2 separate regions of the Homo sapiens genome follow, and region 1 is linked to region 2. A link is a loop called in an ENCODE intact Hi-C map of the cell type or tissue named here. Cell type or tissue: left ventricle myocardium inferior. All regions are shown on one strand. Links, peaks and the distances in the headings refer to the core of each region. The heading gives the core; the rest is flanking DNA.

What was found. Peaks named below come from ENCODE experiments on the same cell type or tissue, not always from the same donor. Only the 100,000 strongest peaks of a DNase experiment are listed, where the experiment ranks them.
Region 1: it touches region 2 in a loop (4-fold over the local background); 3 of 110 quality-filtered maps call a loop at or near these places.

Annotation. Positions count from the first base shown.
Region 1 is chr15:61,055,164-61,070,955 of GRCh38, reverse strand. All of the region lies in intron 1 of RORA (RAR related orphan receptor A), which reads left to right. All of the region lies in intron 1 of LOC107984805 (a long non-coding RNA gene), which reads left to right. Among named protein-coding and RNA genes, the nearest start is that of RORA, 170 kb to the left of the region's middle. In left ventricle myocardium inferior, for the core only: no CTCF peak of the experiment used is centred there; a DNase peak (open chromatin) is centred at 8,515.
Region 2 is chr15:61,112,207-61,127,998 of GRCh38, reverse strand. All of the region lies in intron 1 of RORA (RAR related orphan receptor A), which reads left to right. It overlaps LOC107984805 (a long non-coding RNA gene), which reads left to right. Exons shown (of 3, transcript XR_007064660.1): 1 at 1-15,792. Among named protein-coding and RNA genes, the nearest start is that of RORA, 110 kb to the left of the region's middle. In left ventricle myocardium inferior, for the core only: a CTCF peak has its summit at 8,881; no DNase peak of the experiment used is centred there.

The sequences.
Region 1 (15,792 bases), core at 4,835-12,834, 57 kb after region 2:
TATGTAAACCGCTTATGTTCTTAAAGTCCAATTTATACCCAGTTTTTTGTAACTTGGAATGCATCTCCAGGTAGAAGCTATATTTTGCATGCTTTTGGGCTCCCCTGCTAGCTTATGAAAACCTGTGTCAAGCATAATGTAGTAAATATGGTTTTTGAAAAGAGTATGAAATGTTATCAGATAGCCTTCAGTTTGAGTACAAACTCCAACACCTACTAGTTAGATGGCCCTGGGCAGGTCACTAAACCTTTTGGAGCTTCAGTTTACCCATCTACAAAATTCAGCATGTGCAAACATTTTGTAAGCTAACATTGCTTTTTTGGGTACAACCCAGTGTTTGAGATAGAATAGACATTCAATAAATGTTTGCTGAATGAATGAGCAGATGAATAAGCATGTATTTTATTTCCGTGGAAAAAATCTGTCCAAAGGATCAGATGCCTACAACTTCTGCATCCTCACAGTGGTGAGTTTAGGCCAGGGTCTACAGAAATTGAGACTTCTTAAGGAGATGTTCGTGGCTGCTTATATGGTGTTGGGGTCTCTTCTACCATACCTGGTGGTGGATTTCTAGCTGCAGTAGCTTCAGAGTCAAGGCCAAGGCATTTGCCATGAGTGAGTCATCTTCGGATGAGTGGCTTTGCTAGAAGGTACCAGGTATCTAGGATCCCATGGGGGCATACGGGTGTGTGTGAAAACCTTTACAGGCTCCTATACCAGTAGTTTTGCACATCAGAGAGGTGTGGTCGCCATTTTTGTATTTGAGTCATGCACAAGTTGGATGCTTGCAAATCGAGGACTTTATGTATTCTTCTACCTCTGTGAAATAGAACAAACGGTATAAAAACAGCTTTTAATAGAAAACGTATAACATATAACTACATTTTTATGGGCCCAAAGGGAGTAGATTAATGCATTTAAAATAATGAGAAGAAAAAATAAACATACTTTTAAAAACATCAAACGATGGTGTTTTCTCCAGAAAGGAGCAAAAAGATACAAGGTATTAGAGACTGTGAGGCAGTTCTGTTCTGACTTTGGGAATGGACTTTGGGTTTATTCTAACATGACCCCTGCTTTTCTAATTATAGCCAGTTGTGCTCAAACAGACAGGAGGTGGAGGAGTTCGTTTTAAATCTATCTTCGGTTTCAGTAGACATACCTCCTGAAAATCCCTAAAATTTCAAGAGGAGATTTTCTTTTCTTTTCTTTTCTTTTTTCTTTCCTTTTTTTTTTCCTCAAGCAATTGCTGTTTTTTGAGCTCCAAGGGCTGACAGCTGTTCTAGTTTTGCTTGGGGACTTTTTCACAATGTGGATTAATCAATGTTATGAACTGGGTCCGTGGGGTTTTGGGAATGTAATTGGTTTCAGATGACACTTTGCTAGTCAATCTGTGAAACAGCCGAATGTTGACACAGCTGAACAATTCCAGCTGTTTCCACTCGCCCCTTCCTCTTTCCCTGGACGCTGCATCCTATGCCTTTATTTTTGTCTGCCCTCTCTTTTTGTGACTTTGCTAAACTAATTTGTTATCTTTTCTGAAATTTCTTTTTGCTTTTTTCTCCTTTGGGATGGCATAGCTCCCTGTTTATTAGATTCTCCACCCAATTTTATTTGCAAAAGCTTTTTCTTCACTGTCATCGTTTTTAAAGAAATGGCAGTTTTTACCATTTAAGTTCTTTTAATTTGCAGTGATCAACTAGTTTATTTATTTAAGGGCACACAGCTACAAATGTAGATTTTTTACATAAGTGCTTAGATTCTGCAAATATTTGGTTTCACAGCTGGTTGATTAATCTTCTTTTTAAATTATCAGAGGTGTACCATTGAATAAACAATACAAGCTTTTAGCTTCATCCACTGCATAGCCATTTTTGCTATCGTATATCCCTTTGAAACAGTGAGAAAAAGAGATTCAGATGTCAGTATTACTGCTAGAAAGGTGGATGATTAGAAGGAAGGAATCAAAAGAAGACCCACCCTGAATTACGTACAGTATATTAAGAGTTTCTATATTGTCAGGGGGAAATGGTTCATAAATTGCTTTCAGTGGTTTTCCATTATCAGACTAATTTCTCTTTGTTTTTTCAAGAGTACTTGTTTCTGCATCTCACTGAGTGGAGAAATGGTTTTAACTGCTTGTGTGCCCAAGAAAATTTTTGCTATTTTATTGGGTGACTTGTTGCAGGTCTTGAGCTAAATGAGCTAAGCTAAAGCTTATACATGGGTGAATGTGGTCATTTCCAGTACCTGAGACTCCTGATGTGAGCAAAGAAATCCTGTTCTTCCCAGAATGGTTTATATTGACTAAATGGATAGCTCAGCTTTATAGAACAATTGTGCAACCACCTACTCTGCTTTGCTTGTATACATTTAGATGCCCAGAGCAATGAAATATTCTGAAGTTGAGTCCAGGATGTCAAGGAACATGGAACAATTGAACCATTATCATGAGACTCTGACAAATAAATGCAATTGACATAGTGAATTTTTCCAGCTATTTCCTTCCATCAAAATTGTTAATGACCGTAATATCAGAGGAAACACTCTCATGGGTGGAGGCTATCTTCAAGAGAGGAAACAGTGGTTAGATATACAATGTTACTTCTCTGAATGGAGAACTATAGACAGTGCACACCGTTAAGCATTGGTTAGAGCTAATCCAGTTTAACACTTCTCTATACGTTTTGTGTAGTGAAACTTCTGAATCTTTCTAAGAGAGAAATACAAAGCCATCATGGGCCAAGTGTGTTAAAAAGAGACTGAAGAGCATCCATATGAACCAAACCTATGGAAAAAGAAACACCTCAAATTACAACTGGAGGTGAGCAGCCAGAATTATAGGTGATAACCTAGAAAATGGGCTTATAAATCATTTCAGACATTTCTCCAAATATTTTGACCAAAATATGGCTTTGGTTCAGAGACCTAGTGCTGGGTATAATCATGGAGGATGCTGGAATCAAAGACCAAAAGCATATCTCTGACCCTCTGGCCATTCATAATATCATCTACAGCTAGACCAATACTCCTCAAGAACAACCTAACAAAACCAAGGAAGGATCTGACAGGGCTAAAGTAGCCAAGGGATTTCAGATATTACCTTGGAAGGGCAAACGCATTTAGTATCTTTTATGTAGGAAGCTGAGAATGGATGGGATGAACATTATAGAGCAGGACTGCATAAACTTGGACTTGTTCCTTGAACCTGGCAGCAGTACATATGTATATATTTTGAGGGTGACAGCATGTTGTACCGGATGAGAACACCAGTGTTTAAATCCTTGTCCCACCATTTATTTGTCTGGTCTTGGGCATTTCACCTAATCATTCTGATTCTTGATTTTCTTATCTGAAGAGGAAAGAAATAACAATCTTAAAATTGTTTTTAAAATCATTAAATGAGAGATGCATGTCCACCTGCCATAATTTTTGAAATTTATAAAAGTATTTAACAAATGGCTACCATTACCCTCGTTGTCGACAACATCATTAGAGGCAGTTTTAAGTGAAATTGCACAAGTTGAAAATTAATGAGAGTTTAAAAGTTTAGGCCAGGTACAGTAGTTCACACCTGTAATCCCAGCACTTTGGGAGGCCGAGGCGGGCGGATCACAAGGTCAGGAGTCAAGCCTGACTGACATAGTAAAACCCCGTCTCTACTAAAAATACAAAAATTAGCCAGGCATGGTGACATGGGCCTGTAATCTTAGCTACTCAGGAGGCTGAGGCAGGAGAATCGCTTGAACCCGGGAGGCAGAGGTTGCAGTGAACTGAGATCATGCCACTGCACTCCAGTTTGGGTGACAGAGTGAGACTCTGTCTCAAAAAAAAAAAAAAAGAAAAAAAGTTTAGACTAATGCATACATACATAGATAATATGTCAATAATGGTTAACTTGGGAGAGCTAGAGCACTTGGGCTAAATCTTTAACCTCTGACATTGAAATCAGGGTTACAGCCATTCTTTTCCACAATCGTACCTTTAATGCAGCTGCCAAAAATGACAGTGCTCAGTGGACCAAGGCCTAGGCTATCCACCTTTTTGGGTTTTTTTTTTTTTTTTTTTTTTTTTTTGGTCTTATGAACCCTTTCCTTTCATAGCATGTGGATCTAGAAGAAGGAAGATTTGGACTCTTTGGACTTGAGAAATGACATTTTTACCTACTTGGTTCCAAAAAGAGCTGGAACTTCTTGAAAGGGTATTCTGTGTTCTTAAGGAACATGCCAGCGGGGCATAGTGGCTCGCGCTTGTAATCCCAGCACTTTGGGAGGCCAAGGTGGGTGGATCACCTGAGGTCAGGAGTTCGAGACCAGCCTGACCAACATGCAGAAACCCTGTCTCCACAAAAATACAAAAAAATTAGCCAGGCGTGGTGGCGCATGCCTGTAATCCCAGCTACTCGGGAAGCTGAGGCAGGAGAATTGCTTGAACCTGGGAGGTGGAGGTTGCAGTGAGCTGAGATTGCACCATTGCACTCCAGCCTGGGCAACAAGAGTGAAACTCCATCTCAAAAAAAAAAAAAAAAAAAAAAAAAGGAATATGCCCTGTCTTCCCACAATTGTGCAAGTTGTAGACTACTCACATCTTTGTCACTTTGGTCCTAAAAAAAGTTTCCCAGATGAAAGAAATTTTATAGTACACATGTAACATTCTTAAGTTTCTTTTCTGAAGTGTTATTACGGCTAATGAACACATAGCAGAGTCATGTTCCTTTCTGGTTCCACAATGCCTGTCTACCACCATGGAATCATTAGGCTGTGTTTGTTAAAAGTTGATGAGTGATAGGTGAAAATGGGAAGCTCCTGATGCATGTGGAATGTAGATGAGTGCCAATATACCATTGCAAACTGGGTCTTTACAATCATAAAAACCACTAGACGCATTAGTAAATTTCTCAGACAAATAGACATAAGTAAAAGGCCCAAACCCTAGCCCAGAAGAGGAAAATTGAGCATGGGATTCAGTTGTTGGCTTTCCACTGAGATATTTCACCCAAGTTGCAACCAACCTTGAAGGGAACACTGACCATGGTAGAAAGATAAATTGCCTGCTTTTGGGGTAGAATGGAGAAGTTATTGGAGAATATGAAATGTAGTCAGATTAAAGGAGTAGGATCAGAGTCTTGCATGAAAGTTAGGGGTTATGCAATGGAAACAAGGTCTTGGCAGGTAATTTTTGTGCTCTAAAAGGTCCTTTCTCTCCCAGTGTTGCAGTCAAACTTTTACCAGCATGAGCTTTATACTGGATTCTTTGAATGCAAGAGTAGGAAGCAACCAAGATCAAACGGCACCTTAAAGGTAGAACATCCAGGTATCCCACTCTGCCCCATATTCTCTGACCAGCCTCTCCCAGGCTAGTATTATTGTCATCTGAATCTATTTATTTATTAAAGAGATATTATTTGAATACCTTTTTTTTGTTTTATTCCCCTTTGATGTCCTCATGGAGCTAGTGGGATTGCAGAGACATGGTTTAACCAGTCAATGTGGAAAATAGAAGCATCATGAAGTGTTGGAAAAGAGAAGAAAAGGGTGGGATGAGCATTTATAGTAAGGACTGACTTACGTTAGGGAAGGCTCTCATGGGAAAATGGCAGTTTAACTTAGAGTAGTAAGAATTAACTAGGTGAAACAGAGGGGAGCTGCAGATGTAAAGATGATACAGATATGGCCCCCACCTTCAAGGAGCACGTAGTCTAAATAAAACAGTTACAAACAGTTATAGTACATTTGATACTTGCTACCTGTGGTGAAGATTTTTGTGGGCATGTCATGTTATTACCTAGGAGGAAAATCTTAAACAGATTCTGTGGGGAGGGGTTACCTTTAAGGAAGTCTTCCTGGAAGAAGTGACATTTGAGCTGAGTTTCCAGTGATAACACTATTGTTAATTTGTGATACATTCTGGAGCCTTAGATACATTGCTTTCTCAATTGCTTTGGACTCAAGATTCTCCTTGCTTGATGTACTGGGAACACTTAGTGATTGATGTTAGTCTCTGTTGCTGGGAGATGGGGAAGAGTGAGTTAAGTAGCTCAGGGCAGGTAATGAAGCAGCTTCATTATGTGTGAAGGGACAGGGTGGAGTGGGGAACTTGGGGAATGTTTATTGCTCCCAAGTTGGCTTATAGCCTAGAAATTCTAGAGTTCTGCTTCTGTGCCAAGAAAGGGGATGGGGGGATTGGGCAGTAGCTTTTCATGCTTCCCAATGACTGGGGGAGGCACAGAAGCCTCAATTCATGTAATGCTGGTCCTGCAACCATCTGCATTGTCTCCACCAAAGCTATCCATGGTAAATCTGAGTTTTTTTTCATGTTGTGGACCACTGACACCAGAGGAATTTGGAGAGGCTGTTAAAAAGAGCACATCCCTGGGCTCCACAGTAGACCTGCAGAATCAATATAGAGCGAGGAGGGTCAGCATTTTTAACAAGCTCCCTGATGACTCTCTTGGTTCTAAAGTTTGAGATCCCTGCAGTTTGCTTGTGTGGGAGTAGTAGGTTATGGTCCAGGTATAATGGGATGTAACTTGACGGTCTAATATAAAGCCAGTAAGAGTGGGTCATGTAAATGTGCCTTTGTATTGCAAGGCATTGCAAAAATAAGGAACTATTTAAATATTTGGCACTACAAAGGTACAGACTAAAATTACCTGGACAACCTTCGCGGATGGAAACTGTGACTCAAGTGAATCATAATTGTTCTTGATGATGTGATGTGAGTTGGTGTCTTTCCCTTCAAAATGTGATTGCATAATTGCACACAGGCACTCCCTCCCTGTAGGCAGAGGGCTAATTACATAATGTGGGCAATAGGCCTGATCACTCTGTCCTCTAATTATGGTTTATAAAATGTACTGTGTTGACTTTTGCCATCACAGCTGCCCTCGAGGTTGACTCTGGAATGTTGTGGCTGGTATGGGCTTGATACATTATCCAGCACTAACTCCATTCACACTTTATTCTGAAGCGAGAAAGAGCCCCGGCAAGGTGATCTGACGTGCCCACACCAGACGGAAGGCAGTTCAGCACCAGGACAAGAACTTGGCTTTCCTAGCATTTTCCCAGTTTCAGTAGCTAGGCCAAACGTGCTCTCTATTCTGCAATGCTGGCTCATGTTTTACCATTTTCACAGGAAACCTGATTTGGGAATTTTAAATGGAAAAACTGTCATTTAGTGTTCTTTTTCTTTTCTAATAACAATAGTTAATATTGACCACACACATGTGCCAGGAAGCACTCTAAATACTTTATACCCATGAACCATCTAATCTCCTCAGCAGGCAGATATCTCCATTTCAAAGATGAAGAGACTGAGCCTTTAGAAACTTTCAAGGGTGTTTCCAAGGATATACAGTTTAGGAGGACAAAGATTTCACCCAGGCTAATCTGATTCTAAGATATTATTTTACATTTTATTGCACTGTTGGTTGATCATACTAATGTACAAAAATTCATTTTGTACAGTTGCAAGGTCAAGTGATCTTAAGTTAATTCCTTTTCACATTTAGATAATGAAAGATAAAATGCTTTATACATTTACTGTATACCAGGTTCTAGGTAACTGTTTCTTTTATCAAGTTACATTTTTATATTCCAGCACGTTCTCACTGGGCAGTGGCTTCTGTCTGCCTTTTTTCTCTATATCTTTTATATATTCTTGCTTTTTATAAAATAAGATAATCTAAAATAAAGAGAAGCCATGTTTTCTGTGGAGCCTGAATTTGTAGTTAGGAACATCAGCAGCTCCACGCCGTGAAGGGTTCAGATATTATTGAGTCTCCAAGGGAAGGCTATGTTGCTGGTGGTGCCATTAAGTGGCGTGTCCTGATTTGTGGGCTTCACAGGGCCAGCCTGGCAACTGCAGTTGTGTTCTCCAGGTCAGGGAGCACACTGGTGAATACGCCGGGTCTGTGAGTTCCCACTCTTCATGCCTTATATTGTGATCTTTTCTTTATGTGGTGGGATCTCAGGAAATATACTCCAACTGTGTAAATTCTGTCATTTTCAGATTATCATAACTTAGAAAAAAAAACAAATATAGAAAACAAGAGTTCATGTGAAGTGGGATGCCTTATTCTACCACGTGCTTCATCACAGACTATTTCTGGGGAGCATGTCCCTGAACCTTGGTAGTGAGCATGGAAATACCCTCACTCGGGGATGGAGACTGCTTTTTCAATTGGATAAGGCACTCCTGTTGCATGCCTGTGCAGTTGGGAGAGGAGGGAGCGTAATCACTCTCATCACTCCAGATAGGAATGCTGAGCATACATTGAATACATAAATTAATATACATATGATATGCAAATGCTCCCAGAGAGTCCTGAAGGCCGCCCATCTGAGAAGCAGGGGTCACAGACATGCTATGCTTTTACCCAAGCTGTTTCCTCTGCCTGAATCACTCGCCCTGCTCTTCTCTACTTGGCTCGCTCCTCCTGTCTCTCAACACTCCCCTAAAGTTTCCCTCCTCTGAGACCTCTTCCCTGACTCCATCCAGGCCTGGCGTCCGGCTCTGCTCTGCTCATTCTCCAAGGAGAGTGGCACAGAGAGGCAGGCTGCAGAGGAAATACAGAATCAACCATGCAGCACTGCAGAGAGTAGAGGGTGGCTGAGGCTAGGGGCTAGGGGAGCAAGACAGGACCTGCATCTCAGGGAAAGGACTAAGAAAAAGACAAACTTGGGAAGCTGGGCCCAGAGCCGTCTCCCCAGTTCTGTGGCTTGATCAAACAGAACAGCAAAAACCCTGTGTGGGGACAAGGCCTGTGTCCACATTGAAAGCACTGTCAGGCATTCAGAGCCAAGAAGACTTGGTGAAGAGGTGGCAGTGCTCCATAGGGTGGGGGTACTGTCTTTACCTATAGTATTTCTATTCCTCCAATTAACTTTTTTTTGAGACGGAGTCTTGTTCTCTGGCCCAGGCTAGAGTGCAGTGGCACAATCCCAGCTCACTGCAACCTCCGTCTCCTAGGTTCAAGGGATTCTCCTGCCTCAGCCTCCCAAGTAGCTGGCATTACAGGCGCCCACCACCACACCTGGCTAATTTTTGTATTTTTAGTTGAGATGGGGTTTCACCATGTTGGCCAGGCTGGTCTCGAACTCCTGACCTCAAGTGATCCACCTGCCTTGGCCTCCCAAAGTGCTGGGGTTACAGGCGTGAACCACCGTGCCCGGCCTTACTAACATTTATTGAGTGCTTCCTATATGCAAAGTGGTGATGCAGTGATGCTTAACACCCTGTCTCTAGAGACCCATATGCCCAACAACTAAAGCAGTAGTTTAAATTTCCTCTTAACTCTTGCAATTAGAGATAGATTATGTAAACCTGAATTATTTTTAATATACCTAGGAATGAATCAACCATAAAGGGGCTTAGAGGTTGGTACGTAAGTTACTGAAAATCTGGGAATTACACTTTAGAATGAGGGGCGAGGTCAGAAGTTTGTCTATCCTGGCCTACCAAGCCCCTGCTCACAGCATCCATAGCTCTCAGGTCAGCAACAACAGATATGCCTGGCCGCATTACCTTGACATCAGGACTTCCTGCGATGCCCTTGTATTTATTTATTTATTTATTTATTTATTTATTTATTTATTTATTTTTTAAGATAGAGCCTCGCTCTGTCTCCCTGCACGCCTGCAGTGGCACAACCTCGGCTCACTGCAAGCTCTGCCTCCCGAGCTCATGCCATTCTCCTGCCTCAGCCTCCCGAGTAGCTGGGACCACAGGCGCCCGCCACCATGCCCGGCTAATGTTTTGTGGTTTTAGTAGAGACGGGGTTTCACCATGTTAGCCAGGATGGTCTCGATCTCCTGATCTTGTGATCCGCCCGCCTCGGCCTCCCAAAGTGCTGGGATTACAGGCACGAGCCACCGCGCCCAGCCCTTGCAATGCCCTTTAATGCCAAATTCCAGGGAGGAAGAACAGCAGCTCCTTCTTCAGCCGTGAGGACTTTGAGGATACCTGCTTTTAGATTCAGGCTTGACATTTTATATCAAGCTTGTCCAACCCATGGCCCATCGGCCGCACGCTGCCCAGGATGGCTTTGAACGTGGCCCAGTGCAAATTCGTAAACTTTCTTAAAACATTATCAGGTATTTTTGTAATTTTTTTTTTGGCTCATCAGCTATAGTTAGTGTATTTTATGTGTGGCCCAAGACAATTCTTCTTCCAGTGGGGTACAGGGAAGCCGAAAGATTGGACACCCCTGTTTTCCATTGTCTTGATGTAAGATTCCAGCCATTTTTCTCCTTTCACTAGAAAGAGTGAGGTGGCTGGATCACTGAAGCGCATCCCAAACTGCCTTCCCCAAGAGTCCTTGGCATGAGAAAGCTAGAACCTCACCCCAGTGAGGGGGTCCACAGTTTCCCTGAGCAGCTCACATTGGTTGGGAGTCAGGAGAGGTGTTATTTACCTGGATGGGGTCTCCTCACTTCATCCCCTGCTGTGAACCTCACGGTCACCCTTGCCCCCGACCCCTACCCTGAGGTGTACCTGAAAGGCACCCATGGCAAGTGCCTGCTCTCAGGGGGTGCTGTCATGACAGCCACCTGAAACCAGGCCTGGAAGAAGGGTTCCTGCAATGCATTAACTCTCCCAGGAGCAGAATGAGTAGTGGAAGGAAGGAGAGCCAAGAGGAACGCGGGAAAGAGATGTCCAAGTACCAGGGACATGTTTGCCAGGCACGCACTTTGGCCCAGCAGGATACTAGGCGTGGTGGAGATCCTGAGAAGTGTGAACTCTGTCTCTCCCTGAAAGGATTTAGTTTACAATCTATTCATTTCCTGGGTTTGACTGAGATCTGGAACCACATTGTGCTCTAGGCAATGAAGATAAATCAAATAATACGGAAACCCCTCCACCTCCATGGAACTAGTAGTTGGGTGGTGCTTGTCAGAAAGGCTTTCTTCTTCTTCTTCTTCTTCTTCTTCTTCTTCTTCTTCTTCTTCTTCTTCTTCTTCTTCTTCCTCTTCCTCTTCCTCTTCCTCTTCCTCTTCTTCTTCTTCTTCTTCTTCTTCTTGTTCTTCTTCTTCTTCTTCTTCTTCTTCGTGTGGAACTGTTTTAATTCATCCTTTACATTTTTTCCATCCTTTACATTTTAAGAATTATTTTATTATTGAAAGTAACCAAATCCCTTTTTCTTGATTAGAGTGATTGGCTGCCAAAACGGGAACTTTGAATTCACTGTCATTTTTCTCCTTGATACCATCTGTCCTTTTCCCAGCTTTCAGGCTGAGCCCTATTTAGGGACAGGACACATTAAAAAAAAATTGAGAAGAAGAATCTTTTATTATAACTCATAAATAGCAGGAAATCCTGGGCTCTAATTTCCTACTGGGAGGAAAGATTCTGTTGATAGAAATGGCAATAACGTATCTCAAAGCAGATTTTGTATGGAGCAAGGAAGATTTCTACAAATCCCTATTCTTCCAGAAACATTCATAATTCCTTATACAATGGTCTTGTAATAAATAGGTACATTTGAATAACTCTATGCTACTCAGGGAACTTAAAGTGAACTATCTTTCAAAGAGTAACAATTAAATATTATCTACAGTTGAATAAACATCACTCTAAGGTGTGCAGTGAACATCTGATACCTGAGATCATCTACACATGGCCCCATTGGCCTACATCTTATGTTTCTCTCAGTAGGCAAGGATCTTGGTTGTTTTGACTCTATTACAGCAACTGGGAATGACATTCCTCTTTTTCCTCCTCTGCCTACATAGGGGCATCCCCTGAGGCTCAGCCACTGGCTTTCTTATCTTCTCTCTGCACTCTCTGTAGGAGACTATAATCTGTCTTCAGAGCTGTAACATCCCTCTGCCCATTGGAAAGGAAAGGCCATGACTGATAGACATTAGGAGGAAGATGCAGGAGTATTTGTGCACTATTAGAGGAACGGCAGAGGTAGTTAGTAATTAAGGAAGAAATCAAAGATGACCTCACTCTCCAAAATTTCAACATTTATCATGCCTGTGGAAATGCTTTATCACCGTAAATTCACCATATTTTACAGATGACTACCTCATCTTCCTCCAAAATGAAACCTGCCTCGTACAACAGGTATTTACTGACCACCCCTTTTGTGTTAGGCGTTGGGCTTTGGATGCTTAAACATAGAAAGGCCGATAACATAGAGACGTTGTCCTTGCCTAGTTTACAGTGGAATGAGCAGCACTGCCACGTTATGATACAGTGTGATGATACAGTGTGTTCTATCTGGTTAAGATACAAAGTGCTAGGCCCTAGACAGAGGGTCTCCTGAATCCCCTGGCTCTGTGAACACTGGCATCATTCTTCTTCTCACTCCAGCACAAAGGCTTAGTTATCAGCAATTTTGTTCTGTCCTCCCCAACTCACCCTTTGATATTCAATTAGTCTGTAACTTTCCTGACGTTCTTCAGATTACCCCTTTTGCTTACTTCTATCACAGACCTGAACCCAGGGCCTTAATACCTCCTACTTGGGCTAAGTTCCTTGCTTTCTAAGCTGATTTCTTCACCCCTGAGCTGACTTCCTTCAAAGTTATCCAGGACCCTGTAGTAAGATTAATGTTCCCTAAAACATTTCCTTCTTCCTCCTGAACTGGCACCGCCTGCACATTCACTCATCCAATGGTTAAGGGTGCCAAGAGTGGCTCAGAAGCTCCCCATGGAAGAACTCCAAAACTCTAGCTTTCTTCTGCCTGGCGACACCCTGCCTTTCTGATCTATATTTCCCTCATCTAAAAGTCACCTTTCTACTAGTGCTTTTTCCTCACAATCTCACAACACCTTGCGGGTTCTTATCTCCTCCTTTGCTCTTGCTCCCCTCCCTACCAGGGGACCCCCTGCCCTCATCACAGTCTGATTAAAGTCCTTCCTCTTTCAGGAGGCCTCCCCAACTACTCAAGCCTGTAAGGGGCGAGGACTGAGCAGCAGAAAACATCCTACTCAGTCAGCAGCAAGCCACACTCATGTAAGAATGACTCGCAAAATCCTTAGTCCCACAGGATCTTTTGCTGAATCTCCTCTTAAATGCCTTTCAGGTCTAAATGCCTGTCCTTCAAACTTCCCCATCCGTAGTGGTCTTTTTTCCAGGAGGATGGATTCCTGAATGAAGAGAGAGATTTTAGAAGTCCTAGAGTTTCAAGCCATCTACTTAGATTTATCATTGCTCTCCAGTAAGTATGAGTGGGGTGCTCAGGGTTAAGTGCTGGATCTTGATGGTGGCCCTGTACAAAGGCTAGCACTTTTCCATGGTTTCTCCTCCCCTTGCTTCCCTGTGTTGAGGAGAAACGAAAGAGACAAAGAAACAAGAAGTTTCTATAGATGTCTGTGTCTCAGAGGTGGTCATTACACACTGAGTGTGGGGGTGCAAGAAAGATGGTACCTTAGAGACAAGTAAGTATTTGTTGTTACTTTCACTATGACATGTCAGTGTTATGAGCTGACTCCAAATTTCATGTGCTTTCAGTTTAAAAATGCTTCATGACATCTAAAGAAATGCTGAAGGCGCTTGCCTTCCCAGCAGAAATTCTAAACATGATCATTCCCAGAAATGCTGGCAGAAAGATCACGTGTGAGTGTGGGGCATAAAAGTCAAATGTTTGTGTATTTCTGCATTGGGGGGCTTGACAATAAGAAACAATATTCTGACTCTTTCCTGTATTTCTCTTTTATACTAGAATATTAAAAAGCCAGGTATAATGAAGTGCATAGGAGCTAAATAGAAGCAGCTTTGAATACCTTCATTTTATGTAGATGTTCCAAGAGCTTGCCCAGGCTTCCTCTCTCTCCCTTCCTCTCTCTCCCTTCGCCTGTCGAGTCTAAGGAGACCTGGCAGCCTGAGATACCCTTGGGTGTTCAGGGAGATCTTGAAGGCAGGCGCCTTTGAGGTACGCACCTACCAAAAATGTCACATCACCACCGGTTCTGTTGTTTCACATTGAATGTGAAAGATTCACTAAAAGGTTAATTTCCAGTCTTGTCAAATGTAGATCATTAAAGGCATCGCCTTTTCATGGTACAGCTGACAAAAGTCAGGAGCCAAGAGGGAAGGCAGATGCAAAGGTTGAATAGGCCAAATACTGTGAGAAGCCCTTTGGAAAACCACATCAGGTATTTTTATCTGTACTCAGCAGAAGTAGTGATTGGTGACTATTTGCGGAAGGAAACTGGACGGGTGTCTGCCTTTTTAAATGTTAAAATAGGCCCTGTCTATTCTAGGAATGGTTTTGATAATTATTTTTTCATTCTTTGCCTTTATTCTAGAATAGAGATTGCCCATATTTTAAAAAAATGCTTTTCATGTTTCTATTTGTTTTGATTTCTAGAACCATGTTTAGATGACAAAAACACCAGATTGAAGGATGGTCCATCTGGTATCTTTGGCTTTCATAAAAGCCAGTTTGAATCACATCATGGTTGATCCAATGGCTGGAAAACACATATTTACCCAAAATATGGTTAATTCCGTACTTCTGAATAATCCTGGGTTTTGACTTCTTCAGTTTCTCCCCTTTTTTACTTTCTTCTGTTTGAGAGGCACTGTGAATAGTGGAAGGAGCATGGGATTCAGAGAGTTCCAGATAGGAATTTTAGTTTTTCCATTTAAGAGCAACTGCCTTTGGACAAGATGCTTAACGTCTCTGAACCTCAGCTTCTTCATCTAATGGAAGGATGCCAATAACCACCTCACAGGATTTAGGGTAGTGCTAAATGAGAAAGCCCATGTAGGAATACTTACTGTCGGAGCCAGCAAATTCATAGCGCACACTCCAAAACGGGTGCTCACTATTGACAATGTCATTTCCTGGTTTCTTATTTTTTGATTAGCTCTTTTCTTTAATCTGCTTTCATTCTTAATATGTCTCTTTTCCTTTTTAAAGCATAGAAGTAGTATGTGGGTCTTTTATGAATTTGGGTTGATAGCTGATTAATTGAATATTTAAGAGTTGTTTATTGCTTGTAAACAGCATGGTTTTCTAAGACATTGCATTTAATTAAAGCATGCTTTTCAATAACACTAGTTACCTTGACCAAACTGGAGTTACTGCTTCACATAAAGGACTATTACCTGTCAAGAGACATTTACTCTGCTGGATGAAGAACTGAGGAAGAGTGTCATGACGTTAATTATTTAAAGGCACTTTTCTGAAAACGTGTCTCAAATCCTAATGATTCTGTTCTTTGCCTATAAACATTAGCGATGCCATTCTACACTTTTCACTGAAATGGTTCTAAAAATATAGGAGGGAAATTTTGATGTGTGATAAAAGTTCAGGATGATCACATTTTTCTGCCTGTGTACTTTTGCTTAGTATTACTTTGAAAAACCAGCTGGAATTTTTGAAGCAGCCTCCGTTTTGCTAAAGTCATTTTGTAGGGTGGGCCTAATAATGGCCTGGCACAGGACCTGAACATCGAAAACACCTAAAGAACCTGACACACCTGCAAGGCATTGTAGGGGCGGGAGAGACGGTAGAGAAGTGAGATGAGTGTGTTTTCTTTGGGAAAATAAGTGATTTTTGCTGAACAGCTTAAGGCACTCTGTAAACATTAGCCAAAAAATAAATATTAATTCTCACTGTGGCCTCGGTCCCTTAGTGAAGCCATGCTTACTCCAGGAACTGCTGCGATGAAGAGTGGTGAAAATTCTGAATGAAAAGCAGCCCTCAAAAACGTTAAAACCCATGCTATTAAGCTTTACACCAAAAAATAAATTCGAATTTTTAAAAAGTGAGAAATGGGGAAAAGAAGAGGAGGCTTAGGATGGTCAAGTGGCACCTTTAGCACCTTGTACTTA
Region 2 (15,792 bases), core at 5,258-13,257:
GGTAGATTAATTAGCACCTGTCCTATAGCTGTAAGAAGCTGATGCATACAGTGTGGCCTCATAGTCTATGCCAGACCACTTAAAAAGAAACTGTGGGGGTCCGGTGGCTGGCCTTTAGACATTTTCATAAATTAAAAATATTGAGAGCCAGCCCAGGTACTGCACCCTCACCGGAGAACTGGACGGGTGAATGGAGTTGTGCTGGGTGATCTGTCTGGATGGCCCGTGTTAATGATGACAAATGAGCTCAAGGACAACTATTGAAAAATATTGGAAGCCTGAGTTCTGCTGTTGAAATGTTCTGTCAAATTAAAGAAAATCAACTTAAATGCCAGCAGCACAAATCTTCTAGAAGGCAACTGAAAGGAAACTCCAGAATCGTCAGACATGATGCATACTTGGTGTTGATTGCCATTCATTTCGTTTGTGCATCATGTTGTAAGAAAACAAAGCTTTGGGTAGAGGGGATGTGACTGCCCATTGCTTTGGAGATCTGTTTGCCAGACATTTCAAGTCAGAGATATAACGTACAGTTTGAACAAAGAGCCGAAAAGGTGTGAACATCACATGTGGACCTTTTTTTGTGGCTCCGTTTCCTAACCTCACACAGATTCCATCTCTTGAATCCCACCAGTTTAAATGCTGTGTTTAATTTGTTTAATAGTCTGCATGAGGAAGATTTAATATTCCTTGCATGTCATTCTCCAAAGCAAATTGGTAATAGTATTATTAAACTTACTCCATGATGAGACATAAATTGAGTCCTTTCCACTCAGAGAAAAACTGCCAAGCATTGTTTAACACACACTCAAGGTCAGGGGGCACAGTCAGAAGTACACGTGGAAGCAGTTTGAAGACTGTGACACACTGCCTTTCAGAGAAGGTCCCCTGCTGGATCTTTCCTGGGTAGGTGTCTAATATAGTAATATATTTATAATTGGATTTTAATTGCAATCTGATTTTAGTGTGTGTGTGTTTCAGTTTGCTGCTACCAGAAGGATGAGGCTCCAAATGAAATTATACAATACCTCTCCCAGGGCAATTTGTTCTCCGCCAAAAATATATTGGAAGAATAAAATGCATGCAGTGTTGTTTGCCTTAGTTTATTGACTTAACAACCTAAGTTGCTTTCCTCTTTGGTGTTTTATCTTGCTTTGTGGTGCACTCCAGCGGCATGGAATGGTGGAGAGAGCGTGGGCTGATCGCAGGCTCATGGAGTTCCAATAGGGAGGTCCTGTGTAAGTTACTTAAACACTTTAAATTTCCATTTTCTCTTCTGTAAAATGGAGATAGTGATATTTATCAGGTGTATGTGGGAGAGTGTTTTGATGTTCAAACAAGATAAGACGTGAATATTCTATCTGGCATCTACAATAGGAGGTGAAAAAACCAGTAGCTTGTTAATTACAACTCTTTGAAAATAGATAGTTTCCTTATTTCATACTCTTCACTGTCCCTATACAGTAGTCATTTTTTAAAAAGCAAGGAGGGGGAATGAAGTGATGTTGGTCAAAGGGTATAGAATTTTAGTTAGGATGAATAAGTTCTGGATGTCATACAATGAAGTGACTATAGTAAATAATTTATTATAAACTTGAAAATTGCTAAGACAGTAGATTTTAAATGTTCTCAGTACAAAAAAAGGTGTGTAAGTTGATGGATATGTTGATTAGCTGGATTTAATCATTTCACCATGTGTACATATATCAAAATATCAGGTTGTATACACATTGTGCATATATTATAAACACATACAATTTTTGTGTGTCAGTTAGGCTGTAATAAAGCTGGAGGGGAAAAGACATCTGAGAGCCTTTGATGATTTTAGGGTGTGGAGACTCTATGTCTGGCTGTCAACTGGAGGGCTGCTTATGTTAGCCAAGCCTGGTTCCTTGTAGCCCCAGAGGAGGAGCTTTTTAAAGAAAAGTGACCAGAATTCTTCCCATTGCTCCTTACACAGCTGCGAAACTATAATTTAATGTAATACAAGATTTCAAAAAGATCACAACATTAATACTTATGTCAATTGGTATCATAGCACAGCTTCCCAACATGAAATTTTGCTTTTCTGGATCCTATGCCACCATTCCTGTGGCAATACAATCCTGCTCACAGGAAATGTGATGGTTTTTCACTACCTTTTAGCCAATTGATTTTTTAAGAATGTGCTAATGGAACCGATTTTATTCAAATCAAAAGCATTTGATATTAGGGCTTTGGTGGAAAATAGGACTTTTAAGTGTATTCCTGTTGACCCTTCTGATTTGGAACTGGGAGGAGAAAAGAGGAAGGACAGAACAAGAAAATTCTTGCTAAACAGAGGAATCAGAAGCATTGTCAATTTTTAAAAAGAATTAGTTCATAGGGAAATAATTGAAATGGTATAATAAAGTTACTTTTGTAATCCAATTTTTGCAAAAAGGAATATTTGGGATCAAATAATAACATATTCATTGTGATCTAACGAACAATCTGATATACTGTATAACTGAAATAAGCATGAATTCCACGAAATTTGTTGGCTCTTTGTGCCCACTTGTTTCACACCACTGTGCTCTTTTTGTCGGGTTAGTGGAATAGACATATTTTGTAATCTAATAGTATCAATAAAGAAATTAACTGCTCTTGATAGCAACAGCCCCCAAGTTTATAATTTGATAACACCTTTCTACCTGAGATAACAAGGATAATACCCAAACACCATAAGATTCCATAAACATGTGTAGGGCATTCAGTGTCACGTTTTTTAGTATCCTTATCCCTTTTGCCCTCACAAGATGCACTTTTTACAATAATACGATAGTTGGCTTTTGGTATGAATACTAGTGTTAATAGATGTAAAATATGACATTTAGTGGACCAAAAAGGTACAGTTTTATATTTTATAGGCAATTTATTTTCATCACCACCAACATTGCAATCACAGAAAAGGTTGATGATGAACATTTTTAAATTTGAAAAAATCCAATTGATCCCCTCCCTTTCCAAACACACACTTTTTCTTTTGCGTTTTTGCAGGGGTGGAATAAGAATGGGTTGTATAAGGAAAGATCATGTTAATGCCTGCCATGGATTAGATGCTGGAAATAAGACCCAAAGATTATAATGGAATAAAAAGGGGATTACAGTGATAGAGTCATGTGAGGTCAGAGTGGAAGGTTAGCAATCAGCTAGTGAAGTGTGATCTTCTTATCAGATGGAGAAACTGAGGCTCAGAGAGGGGTTCAGTCTTTGAGTACTCAGAGTTACAAGGCTCCTTAGTAACAGAGCCTGGGTTTTAAAGTCTTATTGATAGAGGTTTTATTGCTCCCAGGCAGGATTTGAAAAGCAAAGGAATTGAGGAAAAGTTATGCTGGGAAAAAAATAAAACAAGATTAAAAAATAGTTAAATAAATATAGACAAGGCATTGCTTTTAAAGAATGACCTACATCGGAAACTAAAGGGTTATTCTTCTCTTGGGATTCTCTGGCTAGAAAGCCATGTTCCAGTGCGTCCCTCTTGCTGTTGGTCTCCTGAGCTTCCTGATGAGAAGCAACACTTGTGAGACTCCACACTCTGCTCTCAGAGGGGCAGAGAGGGTGCTGAATCGGCATCAAACGCTTCAGGAGCCTCCCCCGCTGCCTCCAACTGCATCCATTTTGTTCCTGCCTGGAGGTAGACCGCAGTCGGGATCCAAATATATAGGAAACAAAACCTACCAGCATGAATTATTATAAGCTGTACCCACTAGAATATAAAAATAGTATTTTCCTGATGTTTGCATTATCCCTGAGCCCCGATAAGGGAATTGCTTAAAGGAAAAGCAGCCAACACCTAAATGGCAGGGGTGCCAGGCTGCATAATGGGCTAAGAGGTAGGAGGCTGACCTCAGGAAGCAGCAAGGGAAATCTGCTTTGAAGGGAATCAGCAGAGCTGGCATTGTGCTAGGTGCTGGCGGGTAAGGAACCTTCTCACAGGCCTCCAGTGGCTGTTCGCATGTATGTTTTGAAGTCTGAGGCCTGATAAACATTTTATTTAGTAGGATAAGCGAGACTTCGAGGATTTTGCAGCAGGCTGAAGTGAATTGCTCCGGTGTTCTCACCAGCATCCTACCCAGAGGTGTCAAGTACCTGGAATGGTTGGCCCCAGCATGTAGGAAGTAGACAGAAGGGTCATGCCCTTCCCTCTTATTTCCCAGGTATGGACATGGAGGTTAGGGAGACATTTCAGGTCAGAGGCCGGCTGGGAAATCTGGCTTAGGCCTCTGCTGGAGCTGTGCTTCTCAAACTTGCCTGCATGTTAGAATCTCCTGGAAGACGGGGAAGGGACAGTTAAAAAATCCCAGTGCCCATGCCACACCCCAGACCAATTATATTAGAATCTCCAAAGGGCTGTGGAGCCCAAGCATCAACATTTTTTAAGCCTACCTCGGTGTTTCCAGTGTGCATCTAGAACCAGTGGGTGAGAACATTCCCAATTTGCAGATAGTTTTATATGAAGAATTTTTTGAGGATTGTTTGTTTTGGGACACGTGAAACTCCTCAGGGGCTCTTCATGTGCCCCCTAATATGGATTAGACACCTGGTTTAGCCCAGGGCAGGGAACACATCCTGCCCTTACATTATCTTGGGCAGTGTATTTGCAAGCTTTAGCTGCTCAGTTTTGATATATGTTGGTCTGTGAGTGAATGAACGAAGCCGTTTCCCATCCCCTTCCCTGCTCCCCCCTCGCCTCATTGGCAGTTAACTCAGCCTCTGGTGTATTAAGAAAAATCCTCACTGCTTATGTAGGGTGCACCCCCTACCCACCGCCCTGAGAACAGGGCAGAGCTGAGACAGAAGAGTGAGTGACACCCCAGGAAAGCAGCTTCATCATGAGTCGATTAAAACCCCAGCCTCCTGACCTCCAATCATAAGTTCCTGGCCCTGGGAAATAGCTCTCTAATGGGCTCTGGGCGATAAAGCAACAAGGTTGAAATTGAGGTTACATTAAAGCCTAATTTTCTTATGAGGAAAAATGTACAAATGAATATGAAAGTGATGTACCTTTGTAATCTAGCTTCTTGCCTGTGCCCAAACATCCTTAGCCTTTTGTCTCAATTTTCTCAGTACAGCATGTGCCTGAAGCTGCCCGAATATATTTTACTCAGTAATGCACAGGCAAGAAGCCTTATCTGGGGTGTGGGCAGAGAGGATGGCGTAGCTTACATTTAGAGCAAATCAGGACAAATGGAGCCTGGTACAGATGTGGACGTTAGCATGCTAGCCACACACTTGGCACAGGCAATTTCTGGATACCAGAGAGGGATTCCAGACACCTGTCTTAAAAAGATCCACCCCTTACTAGCTGTGTAAGCTTAGGGAAAAAAAAATTACTGATTCTCTTAGCCTCAATTTTTTCATCTGAAAAAAAGTGATATCCTCCGTAGGGTATTTATGAGATCATATCTGAGAAAGGGCTTTAAACGTTATACAGCCATATATAAAATGTAAATTACGGCTTTACTAGACCCAGTTCTGCCATGAAGTCAGTGTAACCTCAGGCAAGTCACTTCACTGCCCTGAGTCTTCTTTTCCTCATTTTTAAAATTGAGAATTTGGAGGAGACACTTTAAAATATATTCCAGCTGCATAGGTCTTGTGTCTGGATTCTTAGAAAAGACCGTTGGTGTGCAGTTTTCCAAAACTGCCCCTTTTCAAATGCTTCCCTTAGTTCTCAGTCTTCTCCACAATAGAAGAGAGCCCTCTCTGTTATCCATTGTGAGATTTTAGAAATAGAACGGGGAGTGAAGAAATAATGTGGAATAATGTCTTCCCGAACTTTTCAGCTCAAACAGCAGAGCCTGGCTTAAGAAAGAAAGAAGTTCTCTCAATGTAAAGAACTGCTGAGATGCCATCCGGAAATGCTGTTTACTCTCCTGCAAAGAGCAGAGAGGTGATCCAGAAATACCAAGTGAATATTTTTCCTCTTACATACAGTTCTTATTTCCCTGGTGTTTCTAAGCAGTATTAGCCTTTATCCTTAAGCAACCCATCTTATATTGTCCAGGATTTCATATACACTAGATGACATTATTCTACTATCACTTTTAATGCTGCAGTAATTTTCATAACCTGCAGTATGTATATGGATCCTTATTATAACTTCTACTTGGGCCCTTTTTTTTTTTTATAGGAAGTCATTTTTTTTTTTTCTTTTGGCAGTTACATTGCTAAGGGCTTTGAGGATTTCCTTAATGCCATCACTGGATGGGTGTGTGTTCTGAATTGTCATTTTCTGCTTTTGTGCAGTTTCTCCTGTTCCTATGAGCTTCGTTACCTGCTCATGAAGAATATGAGTCTTTGGAAGTCTGGATTGCAGGCAGCTCCAGCGATGCCCAGAGTCTTGTTAGGAGGGCATTTCTTCTTGCCCTCGCCATGACAGATTTGAGATCCTGGTGCAGACTGAAGCTGAAACGAATTGCTGAGATGAGACCCCAAAGACAAAGAGACGTGCAAGTAGCTAAGGGTTTCAAGGGGCAGTTTAATCATTGCTGACTTCAGGCTTCCTGCTTTGCAGAAATTCTTTCTGTAGCAGCAAAAGCTTCTTTTTAAAGAAGTTGTTAGAGCTTGAGTTAGATATGGTGGTGGGCTACAAAAGTCATTTGATGATATTTAGTAATTCCCTTAAGGAAAGATACTTGGATCTCTTCGGAGACATATGCATCCCTCCACTGCAGACAGCCACCCAGTTCCACTTCCTGCTAGCTCTGTGCCGTTGAGCAAGACAGTGACCTCTCTGAGCCTTAATGTCCTCATCTGTAAAATAGTATTGCTATAACTTAGTCTGCGTTATGGAGTGGTGGTAAGGATCAGAAGTAAGGCTTAATTGGCTGGGCATGGTGGCCCACGTCTGTAACCCCAGCACTTTGGGAGGCTGAGGCGGGTGGTTCACCTGAGGTCAGGAGTTTGAGACCAGCCTGGCCAACATGGTGAAACCCCGTCTCTACCAAAAATACAAAAAAATTAGCCGGGTGTGGTGGCAGGCGCCTGTAATCCCAGCTACTGGGGAAGCTGAGACAGGAGAATCGCTTGAACCTGGGAGGCGGAGGTTGCAGTGAGCCGAGATCACACCACTGCACTCCATCCTGGGAGACAAAGCGAGACTCGATCTCAAAAAAAAAATAATAAAAAAAGAAATAAGGCTTGATTTTTAACCTCAATAAATTTTAGTTGTTTTTGTTAATTTCTCCGTAGTATATAGTGGAATCTAAGGCTTTGATTCATGTTTAAAAATATGTGTCCTTTGAAGTAGGGTATGTTTTTTTTTTTTTTTTTTTGAGACAGAGTCTTGCTCTATCACTCAGGTTGGAGTGCAGTGGTGCAATCTGGGCTCACTGCAAGCTCCGCCTCCCGGGTTAACGCCGTTCTCCTGCCTCAGCCTCCCGAGTAGCTGGGACTACAGGTACCTGCCACCACACCTGGCTAATTTTTTTTGCATTTTTAGTAGAGACGGGGTTTCATCGTGTTAGCCAGGGTGGTCTCGATCTCCTGAAGTTGTGATCCGCCCGCCTCGGCCTCCCAAAGTGCTGGGATTACAGGCGTGAGCCACCGTGCCCAGCCAGGTATGTTTTTTTAAAATTCCTCCTTTGGAACAATGGTCTTCAGCTCTGCTTGCATATCAGACCTTTGGAACAATGGTCTTCAGCTCTGCTTGCATATCAGATTCTGATTTGATTGGTCTGGGTTGAAGCATAAGGATTAGTATTTTAATTTCATTGAGGTGTGATTTAAGCCAGTAAAGGATGCAAATCTTAAGTATATGGCCTAATAAATTTTTACATAGAAATACATCTGTCTAGCCACCACCCATATCAAAATATAGGACATGTGGCATCTGTATTTACTCTCCAGATGATTCTAATGGGCAGCCAGGGCTGAGAACCACAGCCCAAGCAGACGGTCATCCACATTAGATCTGACACTGGCTTTTCTTTTGTCTTCAAAACGTACTGTGTGTTTTTATCCCTGTGCACTCATGTTCTCCTTTACCATCATCTCTGTTTCACAAAACTCCTCCCCGCCTCACCTGTTGCCACTAGCATTTGCACACTTCTCTTTTGTTGCCCTCAACCCCTTGTACTGTACAGTGAGTGGGTGGGCATCTGCCTCCTCCACAGATCTATGAGCTTCTCCAGCACAAAGACTGGATTTCACTGGAATTTCATGTCCCCAGGGATGCCACACTAAGCATGCATAAAATAAATGAGTCAACTCTGGTATACTCCAGCTGTCCTGCTGCCATTTGCCTCATCCACAAGAATAACTGTGGTTGGGGACAGGGAAGGAGTATAGCTAAGTCAGATTTTTTATTGTGGCCCTCAAGGCCAACCTGGGGAGCCCTACTGGAGGAAGCCCTGAAGGATAGTTGCCCCGATGACCGGTTATGGTGGCCTGCAATCCCAGCATTTTGGGGGGCCATGACAGGCAGGTGGCTTGAGTACAGGTGTTCCAGACCAGCCTAGGCAACATGACAAAACCCTGTCTCTGGGGGGAAAAAATAAAATGTATATATATATATTTGTGTGTATATATATATTTGTGTGTGTGTATATATATATATATAGTGTGTGTATATATATATATATATACATATACAAAAAAAAATTTAAAACCTTAGGCAGGCACGGTGGTACATGCCTGTGATCCCAGCTACTCAGGAGGCTGATGTGGGAGAATTGCTTGAGCCCAGAAGTGGAGGTTGCAGTGAGCCAAGATTGCACCACTGTACTCCAGCCTGGGTGACAAAGCGAGACCCTGCCTCAAGAAACGAAACAAACCAAAAAAGCGAAAGTTGCCCCTGAAAATATCTCTGGGAAGCGGTCCTCCCTCTGGATAAGCTGAGTGCTTGTTCCTGCACCTTGGCTCACACGACTGCTCCATGGCGCCCCCCCCCCCCTTCTGTTAACTGCATCTTCCCGACTTCAACACCCAGCTCATGCTGTCATCTCATGTTCATCTTCCAAAAACTCCGACCCTCACGCATTCCTTTTTTATTTTCTTTTTGTTTCCTTTTTGCGCTTGATGTCAGTATTATAGGTCGCCCAGTACATGGTAGTCAGGGCCATCTTTGTTTCACATGACAAGAGGAACTCAGCCTTAACACCTGCTCTGTCTGCCTTGGAAAAGAAATGAAGAAAATACTCGTTTCAAAAAACAGTTGGGAGTTTTAAATGTGGATTTTATTTCCTTTCTGACTTGTTTTTATGAAGGAAAAAAAAAATCATTCCTCCTCCCTATTTGGCAGGGGTAGCGTCACCCTTGAGGAGAGTGTCACAGAAGGAAAACGCGATCCCCCACCATTGCCGTCCGGCTCCAGGTTCCTGAGCTGCTCTCTCTCACCTCTGGCTGAGACTTTTTTTTCTCTTTCCCCTAGCCATCTTTCTTAACTCTCGGGGCCCCGTGCCTAAATGACCTGATCTGTGAAATGGAGATATATAGTCCTTTCATTTTAAGTCCTCTATACATACAAATAAGAGTGAGAAAATCTGCTGAAACTGAATTTTTTAAAACCCTCTTCCAAATCATGTTTGGTTGTTTTCCTTAATAACCAGAGATGCAAAAGAACTCACTCATTATGCTGTAGCTTTTCTATTTCTCACCATGGAAAATAATCCCAGTACAGCTCTTTTGTGCTTTAGTTCACAGGGCCTTTACCGGGCTTTATCTTACGAGAGCCTCACAAGCGCCCTGTCAAGCCGAGAGACAGGGCAGGCCTGAAGGCTCAGTTGAGGAATCACCTTCCTTAAGAAAACTTGAAACCCTGACATTCCCCCACCCCTACCCTCTTTCCTTTCCAATACTCTCTGTATATCTGTATTAATGTTCCCACCACACTGTAGGAATATCTGTTTGCATGGCTGTTTCTTCCCCTACACTATGGGCTCTTTGAGGATAGAGACCATATCTAGCATTTCTCTGTAACTAATGCCCAGCACAGTACCTTGGTGTCAAACCGAATACGCCTTTGTTGAATAAATGTATGAGTCAATGAATGAGGTTGCAGAGTTATCAAGTGGAGGAGGGATTAGAACCCAGGTATCTTGAGCCCAAGCAATTTGAAGGTGTTTAAGCTAATTCTTTTGTATGTTTTTCTGGCTGTTTATGTACTTTTGAAGTCTTTATCTTTCTGTGTTAAAATATGTCTATCGTTATTGCATTTTACAGCATCAAAAATTAAGAATACTTACATTCTTCTACAAATTGATGCTTCAAAATAGAAAATTTGGAATTTCAGAAGCTCCAGTACAGTAACTAATCTGAAATTATTGATGCATTTTCTTTCGTCAGGGAATAACTTTGAAAGATTCAAATGATTTCAAAATCCAACTTTCTAACGTCTGGGAGAGAATTCCTCAAACACATTTAGCAGTCAAAACAATTCTATAGAGTATAAAAGATGAAGCATGGCACTTCGAAGTAAAGGTTACAGTTTCTATAAATGAGAAAAGGCCGAATATTTGCTAGCAAAATATTTTTAGCAGGAAAGAATTTACTTTGGGAGGTACTTAGGCATGTTATATTAATACTAATGTACAAGTTCAGCAATTTGTAGGAGTGGAAAGAATTGGATTAAAGTAAAAAGTTCTTAATATCTACACATTAAAATGGAGAAAAGTCTGTGAATGTGAACTTAATCAAATCATGGTAGATAAACAATTATAAGAACAGAATCTTTGAATGATTTTTTTTTGGATTTACTTACTAACATTAGCAGAATCTTTGTGCCTTGCAATCCTGGAGAGTTTTGTTTTAATCAGATTTGTTGGCTGAGGCAGTTTATGTTAAAAAAAAAAAAAAAAGTAACTTTTAACATCCAGCTGCTTTTCTGAGAATTACCCATCTATGAAAAAAAATGTAGCACCATTAACATTTATGAGAAACAGACTTAACATTATCATAAATTATACAGTAAACTCTCTTGGACTGGGATTGAAAGGTGTGTGTTTGTCTTTGAAGCTGATGTATTTTGACAGCACACCAGGAGGCAGCTCACTCTGAATAATGGGCAAGATGAGAGCCTCAGAGGAAAGAAATCACTCCCTTAAGTGAGCGTAAACCAGATAGGGGGTAAATGAACTTCCCCACCTGGACACATTGCAATTTTAGAAGCACTGATCACACGAGAAGTTAGCGCTAGCAGGGACCTAGGAGCCATTTAGTTATATTTTTTCTATTTACAAATGTGGAATCTGAGGCTCAGAAAAAAGAAAAAAAAATTCTCTCAGCTTCTTCCAGTATTTCAGGGGTAGAGCCAGGAACAGAACTCACCCAGCACCCAGTTCACCTCTCTCAGAGCCTGAGGAAAGCTCGTCAATGTTTTCAGTCTTTGCTTCTTCCTCCGTAAAATGAGCATATCATTTGAGCTTCATGCCCTCTCCAATTTGAAAGTGTCACATTTCAATGGCATTTGTAATCATCTGGGTAAGTTCTTTATTTCACTACCTTGTTGAATCAGTCACCTCAAAGGAATGGCCGCTTGGTCCAGGAATGGGGTATCCGGTGATAGGTGAATATGTTGTGAGGTGCTTAGGGGAAGAGGAAATGTGGGGGTCTTTAACTGCTGTTCTCTTATTTGTAGGGTAGCAATAGGTTGTACTGTAGGCCAGTGGTATACATAGCCAAGCCCTATACTGTTTTGTCTAAAACCCTAAAATCCTAAAACTGGGCTGACGGTTGGGCAGTAGGTCTGATAATTTGCTCAGGAGTCATCTCTTGGTTGAGCCTAATTTACTAATTTGCATTCCTATATTCACCGTCTTCATTCCAATGCCATCTGTACCACACCTGAATGATTACTCCATTTTCATAGCTAGTCTCCCTGCTGTCCCAATTCATCTTGCCCCTCACTGCTAAAATGGTTCATCCTGCGTCAAGAACAGTGGTGTTTTTTGTTTGTTTGTTTGTTTTTTTAAGTGCTGAAGGATCAACAGTGGGTTCCTATGGGACACCTTTACATTGCCTGGTCTACAGTGTTTCACTAATGGTGGATCTTTGACACTGAGTCACCTATCCAATTCATCTTGTCCCCTAGACACAGCTCACTTTTTTCTGCCCTACCCACGTAGCTTTCCTCTCTGCCAGTGCGAAACACAGCTCATGACTCACCTCCTAAAGGAAGCCCTCTGGAGCTGAGCCTCCTCTTGTTCATTACATCATGGCTTTTGGGCCCTTTGGGACCTCCTTGTAGAATAATTACTGGATCATTTAGTTCTGGTGCCCACATTGTTGATCCCCGCTTGGTTCAGAAAAATTGTGATGCTGAAATGGATCCTTCCTTCTCAGGGCTTTTTGGAGACAGCTTGAGTCCCCCAAACCATGTGGTACCGTAACTGAGGCATTTTCCTTCCCAGGGTACTTCTCCGGGAAGGCAGTCTTTTGGAGACTGGTACCTTATGAGGGAAAATGAGCCTATTTCCAATGCCATCTCTCTCTAATAAAGAGAAACCTCACTTCACTCTAATGCCACAAAAATGTGCTCTTGGCTTTCCTTGAGGGAGTCTGTTTTGGAAATTCCATGGTCAGAAGAAGCAGGGCTGTGGCCGGCAGGCTGTGTGGTGCAGCATGTCCAGGATCCAGTGTCCTGTCTTCTTAGTCAGCCAGGCTCCCTTTAAAGTTAGTGGTTTGCTGGGAGACCTCATGTGGGTTTTCATTTTAAATGGTGCTCTTGAATGTGGCTCCTATTTACATTTTTTTTTTTTTGGAATATCCATTACCAAGCCTTCATGGTGAAGCACCTCCCAGTAAAGGCAGCCAAATTAAAGGATGCGAAAGCCAGCTCCCTGGTGGACTCTGGAGATATGAAAGAGAGCAGTGTCTTCACTGGACCAGACCCAAGACTCTAAACCCGTGGGTGCTGGATCCCTGCAGTCCTCTAGGCTTCACTGGGGGTAGAGGAAGCCACAGACTCCTGCCACCAAATAGTGCCTACTGTACACGCAACATGTTCTGCTCTATCTTTCACATAAATGTAGTTGCTTCTGGGATTTAGAAATATTTTTTAAAGCACTGCTAAATAACTAGTCAGCGTTTTAAATGAATAGGTTAAAAGCATAACTCTAATGATGAGGGAGTTTACATAATATTTTGATGTCGTAAATGGACTCTTATACCGTCTGGGCCAAGAGCCAACATACGAAGGCCCTGGGGGTTGTCCTGACCATGTCTGTGTGGGCAAATATCGGTTGGGTCTCTAAATCAGAAGGAGTGCACTTGCTTGGGCTGATTGAAATGACAAGAACAAAGTATAGGGATAACCATCCGTGATGCAAGGCCAATTATATAACCAATTTCATCAGAGTGGGTTAGAACTCAGCATCTTGCTAAGCCATTTTTCAGGTTTAGCATTGGCCTATAGCATTTTTACTTAAGGAATCTCTGACTCCAAATACTTGCAGAAAAGGGACAGTAAGTTCTTTCATGTAACAGAGGTAAATATTAATCCCTGATTTCTTGCAGTCACAGCAACAAACATTTTAGTAAATATGGATACAGTAAACAAATCTGTATGAGAAACCAGGCCTAACAACACTGCATTTTTCTGCTAAAGATCATATTAACATAGGTCCCCACTCCCCTGTTTTTCATGGAATAGGGGATAAATTACCTGGTCTTTTTCCCCACCAAGTTTTTTAAAGCTAAAACTTACCTGAGCATTAAATGAGTTTGGAAGTGCCTGCTAGCTGAGGGGTAAAGCTGAAATTTCAGCCGTTTGTCACTCACTGCAGAGTTTGCTTGGGTTTGGGGGAGAGGGATGAGATGACATTGGATAGGCAAAGCAGTGACATCAGTCTCCTGGTGTTTAAAAAAAAAGTCTCTCCAGTTCCCTCTGTGGTGAGCCAAATTTTCAGTTTCACAGTTAAGTCTAAACTTAAAGCTTTGTTGGCTGAAATAAGAACTTTGCGGAGTGACATTTCTGTTTTCAGGGCTTCTGTTGAGACCATATTGCTGGCGTAGGAATTTAGCTTCATGGGACAGGAAACAGTTATAGGCTGTAGTGAGTAATGTTCCCCTATTTCAGATGGAAAAACATTGAAAATCATGATTTTGGCCCTCAAAGAACAGCTATTCGTGGCTGTCATGGTTAACTCTGTCTCTGACTTTGCCTTGGCAACGAAGGTCAATTTACCACGATAACAAGGACGTTGATTTTATGGCACTTGACATCTTAAAAGGTGCTGAAGTGCTTCACAAACTGGTAAGCAGACCAAACCAAATGTGCCTTCTTCTGAGCAGTAATCTCAAGAAAAGGTGAGGATGTATATATCCGCATGTGTGCACACGTGCGTGTGTGTGTGCATGTGTGTGTGTAGAATTTTAAAAAAACAGGCTCAGGAACTTCCTAGCTAGACATTTTAGGGCCCTGTCTGCAAAATGTGGACTTGGGAATAACCGCAGGCACTGGAGGCACCTGGTTTACGAAGAGCTGTATCATTCCAGCCTTTTTGTTTTCCTCAAGAGAACCTGACCTAGGGCCACAGGAGTTACTTTGTCATTTCCCACCATATTGTCCTGCTGAGCCAAAGAATGTTCTTTGTGGAGGTAAAGAAGCTCCCATATGATTTTTATGTTCCCTGCTGTCCTCAGAATCAAAGTTCAGGTCCTAAGCCTGGGAATCAGGGCCTCCATCTATGTCTTGGCCCCCACCTACTGTTCTGGTCTTACTTCCTGCATCTCTGGAGGCAGTTAGTCCTGAGTTCGAAACATCTTTACAAATCACTTCTCACTTACTTAAAAGCAAATGCAGCATTTCTGTACTAACTAGAAAGAGCAGAACACTTACCTTGTAAGGTTAGATTAAGGTCTGCATTTAATGAGCCAGAGGCACAAAATCTTACCTATTCCAGGGGGCAACCCATAGCAGGAGCCAGATGCAGCACAGCCCAGCAGAGCTGTCCCCAGGGTTGTGAAGAAGGTCTGCAGCAAGGCTGGGCTGTGCTAGACCTGGCAAGCCAATGCTTTCTGTTTACCTGCCCATTCATTCTCGTCCTTGGGCTCACATCACCATTCCAAAAGAACTTGCAGGACAATATTATGCCCACCACTTAAAGAGGACATTGACAAGCCTGACTCAGGCCCAGTAAGGCAACATCCTCGTCTAGGAGGAGACAGACAATAGAGTTGGTGCCCAGCTGTCCCTGAACGGCATCTGACTCCCGTCTGCCTGTGCTCTTGAAGCCCATTGCCCCGAGGGGCACTCTCACCTCCTATTTAATATCCTTCGTCTGTCTGGGAACGATTTTCACAAATCAGTGTCCCTGCAGGTAGTTGGAAGGAACAAATGAGATAATTCCCACCATGTTCTTAGCACAGAGCCTGGCTTGCGGTAAGTGTTCAATAAATGTTAGCTGCTATTATTATCGTTATTACTCACCTGCTCTGTGCTTCACAGAGCGTTAAATACGCGTGGCACCCTGCATAAACCCTTTACTTCCTGGCCTCAACCTTTCTCTTTGCCTCAAAACGTCCTTTCTCCTGTCTTTGCCTCCAAACCGTCCCCATCCTGTTAGGCTTTGCTCAAATGCCACTCCCCCTGGGGGAGGCTTTTCAGATTGCTTTCCGCTTCCCTTTCCCAGGCTGGAAACGCGCACACTCTCCTACTCTCCCTCTTTCCTGGCACTGTGCTACTTTCCTTTCCTGGAGCAAGGCTTCTCAGACTTTCTGTGGTCAAGAACTGGCCCCATGCCCCCCAGTCCATGACGGATCAATACTTGTATAAAGTACAATGTAAAAGAAAAAGGCAGTTAAAAATGCAAGCTCCATTTTTTATTATTA